Regions from separate parts of the Homo sapiens genome. Here all the other regions are linked to region 2. A link is an interaction called in ENCODE POLR2A ChIA-PET data of the cell type or tissue named here. Cell type or tissue: OCI-LY7. All regions are shown on one strand.

The links. Peaks named below come from ENCODE experiments on the same cell type or tissue, not always from the same donor. Only the 100,000 strongest peaks of a DNase experiment are listed, where the experiment ranks them.
Region 1: POLR2A ChIA-PET joins it to region 2 with 7 read pairs; 7 of 35 experiments call an interaction of 5 or more read pairs at or near these places.
Region 3: POLR2A ChIA-PET joins it to region 2 with 6 read pairs; 2 of 35 experiments call an interaction of 5 or more read pairs at or near these places.

Annotation. Positions count from the first base shown.
Region 1 is chr7:77,801,695-77,804,194 of GRCh38, forward strand. All of the region lies in intron 1 of PHTF2 (putative homeodomain transcription factor 2), which reads left to right. Among named protein-coding and RNA genes, the nearest start is that of PHTF2, 4.2 kb to the left of the region's middle. In OCI-LY7, no CTCF peak of the experiment used is centred here; no DNase peak of the experiment used is centred here; H3K4me3 peaks cover 2,016 bases; H3K27ac peaks cover 1,238 bases.
Region 2 is chr7:77,935,089-77,937,588 of GRCh38, forward strand. The region is part of intron 11 of PHTF2 (putative homeodomain transcription factor 2); the gene reads left to right. Among named protein-coding and RNA genes, the nearest start is that of DDX3ILA1, 54 kb to the right of the region's middle. In OCI-LY7, a CTCF peak has its summit at 1,093; a DNase peak (open chromatin) is centred at 1,123; H3K27ac peaks cover 662 bases.
Region 3 is chr7:78,029,662-78,032,161 of GRCh38, forward strand. All of the region lies in intron 21 of MAGI2 (membrane associated guanylate kinase, WW and PDZ domain containing 2), which reads right to left. Among named protein-coding and RNA genes, the nearest start is that of DDX3ILA1, 41 kb to the left of the region's middle. In OCI-LY7, no CTCF peak of the experiment used is centred here; no DNase peak of the experiment used is centred here.

The sequences.
Region 1 (2,500 bases), 130 kb before region 2:
ATGAAACATAAATGAATTTTGTGTTTAGACTTGAGTCCCATCTCTAAGATATCTCTTTATGTATATGCAAATATTACAAAATCCAAAATCCAAAATGCTTGTGGTCCCAATAATTCTTGAGACAAGAATTCAGTTAAAGTATAGACAGTCTGGATTTGAATTCCTATCAGGCTTTGTGACTTTGAACATAACACCAAACCTCTTTTAGCATCAGTTTCCTTATCTGTTTAATGGAAAGGGCAATACTTCAAAGAAGACATTAAGCCTTAAATAAAATATATAAAGTACGGGCACATAGAAAGCAGTGAATACAAAAGAAACAATAAATAATTTTAAGAGAGAACTAGTTGGGTTTCAGGGGAGCTACCACTGAAGCCTTAAAGGTCTGAAGGTGGTGTTTGTAGGTGGAGAAAGAGGGCATTCCATGCAGAACAGGAAGAGGCAGAGTCTCAGAACAGAAATATGGATTGTTTAGGGAATGGTAAGTAATTGTAGCTTTGTATAAAATGTATGTGTGAAGGCCAGCTTTAAATGATAATGGTATGTAAATGTGGTTGGGCAAAGTGAGTACTACCCAATTTTGATAATTGGAAATTGCATACTTAGATACTAAAATTATAGGAAAACCTCAGCAGTTTGTCCATTATTACATGTTTATTTAATATTCACCTTCCAATACTTACTTTCCCAGTTCAAATTAAGACTCAAAGAAGAATTCCAAAATGATGGTTGCCATCCCTTAACCCCTTTACCTAGCCTGTAGCCACATGGAGTCATTATTGTGAACTCCCCTTTGCATATATTTTGACTGTCTTTTCTTAATCCCTACTTGATACATGATAGTGGGACAGAGTTTTTTTATTTTGAGACAGGGTCTCATTCTGTCTTCCAGGTTGGAGTACAGTAGTGTAATTACTGTAACCTTGAACTCCCAGGCTCAGGCAATCCTGTTGCCTTAGCCTCCTGAGTAGCTAGACCTGCAGGCATGCACCACTGTGTCCAGCTAATGTTTTAATTTTTATTTTTTTGTACATACAGGGTCTTGCTATGTTGGCCAGGCTAGAGACCTCAAGTGATTTTCCCATCTTGGCCTACCAAAGTCCTGGGATTACAGATATAAGCCACCACTCCTGGCCAGTGTGTTTTAAATTGGGACTGCCCTTGAAAATCTGAGAAAGTCTCGTGCTTCTATCTTCTTCTCAGATTAATACCAAACCATAAATACGTTAAATTTACAAATCTGAAACATCACTTGATGACCAGAATCATATGACTAAGTGGAAAATATTAAGTGACATTTAGGAAAACTGCATTTTTAGTCCACTTTGTTATTCTCATGAAAATTGCTAATGTGACACAAAATATAGAAGTGAGTTTTCAGATGAGAACAACTGATTGCTTCCTGGAACAGGTAGTTTTAGAGCACTAGGAATGAAAATATGCTGGATTTTATTCTGGGTACTGAACAGGAACTGGGGCAGGAAATAGCTGTGGCTGAACCACTACCTGATAATAATCATAACATGATTAAATTTGACATTTAATGAGAGGAAGTAAAGGGAAAAGTGCATAGTATGCAGCTTTCCAGTTGCAAAAACAGTACAAGAAAGGGGCTGTTAAAAGTATATCTACAGAAATTTTAAAGACATGTAGGCATTCATATTTGTTGCATGAATGAAAGTACTTTTGTAAGACCTTTTGTATAGGATTTGTTACAGATACCAGAAAATTTATGAAAATTAGGTGGCACAAGTTTTGGTGCTCTGTAGACCTAGGTTCAAGTCCTGATACTGCCATCACTGGTTGTGTGACATTGGACTCATTATGTAATATTTTTGAGGTTCAGTTTTATTTATTCTTTAAATGGAGTTACCTACTTTGCGAGATTTTAAGAATTAAATGAGATAATGTATGTAAAGCACTTGACATATTCTTGATTTCTAAGACTAGCTCAAAAAGTGGTTGTTGCAGTTATTTGACTGAGTTGAACAGGCGTGTGTGTGTGTGTGTGTGTGTGTGTGTGTGTGTGTGTAGGTTTTAAAATAACAATTTCCAGATAGAATAAGAGAAGCCAGAAAATGGCAAACAAGCAAATAAAACCTTAAAGGGAGGCAATAGGATTCAACCGGCAGAGTTGAATAATCATTTTACCCACACAAAAGAAGGGAAAATATAGGAAGAGAGCTTCACATTATCAACTTTTTTCTGAAGAAAGTACATCAAACTCATTAAACCAGATGGAATGCATAAATAAGGTTTTGCTATTGGAAATGACAATGAAAAAAATAAATGAAGTAGGATTTCAGTGCTGTGAATTAAGTGTATAGGGAGAGGAACTTGTTTTCTCAAATCTCTTGACTACTTTCTTACTTATTTCTAAAATTCTTTGACAAGGAAAAGCTATTAATTGTATAGTTATGGGAATGCTTTAATGGCAAGTAATCCTGGGGGATAGAGCAAGCTGATTTATCTACACAGATTTCTTGTGTGTTCATTCCAT
Region 2 (2,500 bases):
TGATTCAACAAGACTGTTTTTCAGTGTACATTCCCCCCCCCCACACACACACACAGAGGAATATAGCAGTCTTTTTTATTTATTTTTTCAAGTTTCTACACACAACATTGAACATGTAATTTACCCTTTTTTTTTTTTTTTTTTTTTTTTTTCAGACGGAGTCCCACTCTGTCGCCCAGGCTGGAGTGCAGTGGCGCGATCTCGGCTCACTTCAAGCTCTGCCTCCCGGGTTCACGCCATTCTCTTGCCTCAGCCTCCCCAGTACCTGGGACTACAGGCACCAGCCACCATGCCTGGCTGATTTCTTTTTGTATTTTTAGTAGAGACGGGGTTTCACCGTGTTAGCCAGGATGGCTACTATCTCCTGACCTCGTGATCCGCCCACCTCAGCCTCCCAAAGTGCTGGGATTACAGGCGTGAGCCACCGCGCCCGGCGTAATTAACTCTTTTAAAATTCACCAGTTTCTAGTTGCTGTCTTCTCTTTTGCCTTTTGGCATTCTAGAAATAATGTAATATCAGATGCTGGATAGAGTAATTGGCAAGGTAGCTAGATGTAAAAGGAGTGCTTTTGGGAGGACAATGAGAATGTCCTGATTTCCTATTTCTGTCTCTAGATGGGCTTTCTTGGTATTGATATTCCTTTCTTCATGTAATTAGGAAGACCTTAATTCACTATTCCAGACTGAGAGTTTAAAAATGTCTGTAAATCAGTGGTTGAAATCTGTTGGCTCTCAAGCTTAAACTTCTTTCCTTTTAGCTTCTTGCACTTCCTGTTTCTGGCTTTTTGGTTTCCTTACGCTTAACAATTGTAAAATTTCTAGTGAAAGTTTGATACATATTTTGGTACAGATTATTTCTTTCCCAAAACAGAATATTTTGTTTGGAGATAAATGAGGAAATAACATTTGAGAAATTAAGTTGGTAGTTAATAACTAGTATCTTAGCACTCTTCAGGACCTCAAGTAGTGAAATGTATACCATGAAAGTTAAAGTATATTAAAATCCTTCATCTCTAGAAAAGATAAAAATTTCCCACCTCTTTTTTTTTACATTATTGAATTATTATTATTCAACTTTAGTTGAAATTAATCAATGCAACTTTACTCCCCCTAGAGGAAAGTGTTAAAAGTTTACAAGAAACATTTTTTTTACCATATTTTAATCACATTTTTGTCCTCTAAAGAATAAATGTACCTAGAGTAGATTCTTCTGTTCATTGTTAGAAGTTATATTTAATGAAATATTTTATAAAATTTGAGGTTGCTACGAATGCCAAAACTATTGTTTTTAGAAAATGTGGGAAGTGGCCAGACACCGTGGCTCACGCCTGTAATCCCAGCACTTTGGGAGGCTTAGGTGGGCAGATCACAAGTTCAGGAGTTCGAGACCAACCTGGTCAACATGGTGAAACCCCGTCTCTACAAAAATTTAAAGATTAGCTGGGCGTGGTGGTGGGCGCCTATAGTCCCAGCTACTTGGGAGGCTGAGGCAGGAGAATCACTTGAACCTGGGAGGCGGAGGTTGCAGTGAGCTGAGATCGCACCATTGCACTCCAGCCTGAGTAACAGAGCAAGACTCCGTCTCAAAAAACAAAATGTGGGAAGTATATGAGTCCTTAAAAATACACTAGAAATACTGCAATATAAACAAGCAAACTGATCTCTATCTGGGTTTAATCTTTTAGTGTTACTTCTCCTCTTGAAGTCTGATTATATAAAGGTTTAGTGTTTCATTAATTTTGTTGCCATCATTAACTCAACTGTTCTGTTTTGGGGCTGGGCGCAGTGGTTCACACCTGTAATCCCAGCACTTTGGGAGGTAGAGGCCGGTGGATCACCTGAGGTCAGGAGTTAGAGACCAGCCTGGCCAACATGGTGAAACCCCGTCTCTACTAAAAATAAAAAAATTAGCCAGGCATGGTGGCAGGTGCCTGTAGTCCGAGCTACTCAGGAGGCTGAGTGCTTCAGTTTTGTAATATTTGCTTTATCTGGAAAAAAAAAAAAAGTTAAATGGGTCCTTTGGAGAAATGCTGGATTAAAATATCAGAAAAGTAACTAAATCAGATATTAAACGTTAAATATGTAAGGAAGAGTCTTTTTTGGGATAAGACTAGCACTATATGGTCTTTCAAAGAGATTCAAATCTCAGCTGTCATATTCTTTTTTAATGATCATAAGTTGGACAATGATTACTATGAACAAGTTGATATCCATTTGTCTTTTAGCATTAGTATATTGCAGCTGTGTAGACTGACAACTAAGTACTTTTGCTGACATGTTTTAGTATATTTTTGAACATAGGTTGACTAATACTTGTTACAGAAAGTTCTCAACTTGTACAGTTTCATAACCATGTAACTTCTTATGATATCTGTTCAGTGTATATGCTAACTAATTTTAAGATAGAATTTTAGTGTCTTAGAGTTGTGTGTATAAATATATTAGCTGTGCACAGATCTATATATTCCATTTATAAAACATGATAAATATATTCACCAAT
Region 3 (2,500 bases), 95 kb after region 2:
TTGAAAACTACTGCGTGTTGAAAACCATTGCGTGTTGAAAACCACTGCATGAAGAAGTGGTGTCTCTCAAAGTCCCCATTGAAGTGCAGAAATCTCTACTCTGGTGGTAGAAAGGCAAGGAAGTCAGAGATTTGCTCACTAGCCTGTGTTTTTAAGTATTGGTAGCTGAGAGTTAAGACTCCAAAGAAGGGAGATAAAGCACAGGGAAGTTTTGCTGAAGTAAGGGGGTTGGAAGCATCTGTCACACAGCAGGGAAGGACAGACTTTACCTTTCCGTAATTTTTTCTAGGGCACTCAGTCACTTGGAGCCTCAGCTGACTGTTCACAGTCCTGCTGAGTCAAGATTTGTCCTACTTGTCTTTAGGAAGCAAGTCAGCAACTTGTGGTAGAGAGTGGCTACTGGGAGACCTGGTTTCCACCTCTAATTCTGCCCCTTGGTGTGAACTTGGGAAGTCATGTAACATTTTCAGCCTCAATTTCTCACCTGTAAAATGGAACAATACCTGCCATACTTCCTTCTCAGAGTTGTAAAGAGCAAATGAAATAATCTATATGGATGTTATATGCACATTAGCCATTAAATTAATAGTTTGAATCCAGTTATTTTTATTTTTATTTTTTGAGATGGAGTCTCGCTCTGTCACCAGGCTGGAGTGCAATGGTGCGATCTCAGCTCACTGTAACCTCCTGGTTCAAGCGATTCTCCTGCCTCAGCCTCCAGAATAGCTGGGATTACAGGCACACGCCACCAAGCCCAGCTAATTTTTGTATTTTTAGTAGAGACGGGGTTTCACCATGTTGGCCAGGATGGTCTTGATCTCTTGACCTTATGATCCACCCACCTTGGCCTCCCAAAATGCTGGGATTACAGGCATGAGCCACTGCACCCGGCCTGAATCCAATTATCGAATGGACAGTTTACCAAGATGATATGCGGATGGACAAATAAGCACATAAAAGAGCATCTTTTATGTTCAACATCAGTAGTAGAAAAATAAAAATGAAAACTACAATGAGATACCACTGCATACCTATGTGGCTATAATTAAACAACAGTGACACAACTGAAAATAACTGGCAAGAACGTGGAGCAATTAAGACTCTCACACAATGTTGTCCGGAATAAATGGTAGAACAGCCACTTTAGGAAACAGTTTGGCCGATCCTTAAACATTTAGTTAACATCTGACTCAGGAGTCTCACTCTGAGGTATCTACCTGAGTGAAATAAAAACTGTGTTCACACAAAAACCTGTATGCGGATTTCTATGGTGACTTTATTCATAATCACCAAAAACTGGGAACCACCAAAATGTCCATCAACTGGTGAATGGATAAGCACTCTGTGGTACAATGGGATAGTTCTCAGCTATGAGATGGAACAAGCGACTTATACACTCAACGTGAGTGAATTTCAGCTGAGGTATGCTTAGTGAAAGAAGCCAGATTCAAAAGTGACATACTGTGTGATTCCATCTGTATGACATTCTCAAATAGGCAAAACTAAAGGGAGAGAAAACTGATTAGTGGTTTCCAGGGCTGGGTGTAGGAGGAGGCTTGACTACAATGGGGGATAAGAGAATTTTAGGAGGTTATGAAACTGTTCTATATCTTAATTATGGTAGTGATGATATAACTATGTATTTTTGAAACTCATAGAATTTACACTAAAAAGGGTAAATTTTAATGTATGTAAATAATACTCAATTTTTAAAATGGAAAAGCTTAATAGTGCTGATAAAGTATTTTTAAACCTGGGTGAAGAAACATTTTTAAGTTGATTACACCTTTTGGAAAGAATATTTCCACCACTACTTTGCTTTATAGCTTCAAGCCTCTGTGTCCCTCACCATTGGCTCAAGATGAGCCTTAGCCCAATGAGATGGATAATGAATTCTGAGTTCGTAGAGTTAGAAGAATCTGAATTAAAGAGGTTTTACTTTAATCTTTAGAAGGCATCTTTAATCTCAAAGCTTTTCTAGAATCGTGTTCTTCTTCTTCACAGAAATACAGCCCTGTCTGAAGTGGCAGAGAGCTGAGAAAAGGGATGAGAATAATTAATCAAAAAGTACTTATGTCACGGGAGAGATGATGGAAACCGATAATAGCCACATCTTGCCAAAGATGGAAGAAGTGGAAATGAATTACTCAGAGGATATTCTTGGGCTCCAGCTAAATCTATACCTTCTGGGGTATTCATGATCTTCCTCCTGATCTCTTCGTCTCCTCTGTAAACCGTTTATGTGCAGGGCTTGGGCATAAGATTAGTTCACTTCTAGACTAAGGCCTCATAAGTGATGTGCAACTATATCCCCAACAGTGTGTCCCCAGGGGACAAAGCCCCCCCACTTTTTTTTTTTTTTTTTTTTTTACAATTCCGGCTGTTTAAAAAGAAAATGAATTAGTGAAAATAGAGCCCCTGTGCCTGGAGCTGTCCAATTGTGTTATTGTATTTCAGCAAGGATATCCTTGCTACATTTTTTTCTGTACTCAGCTTTATC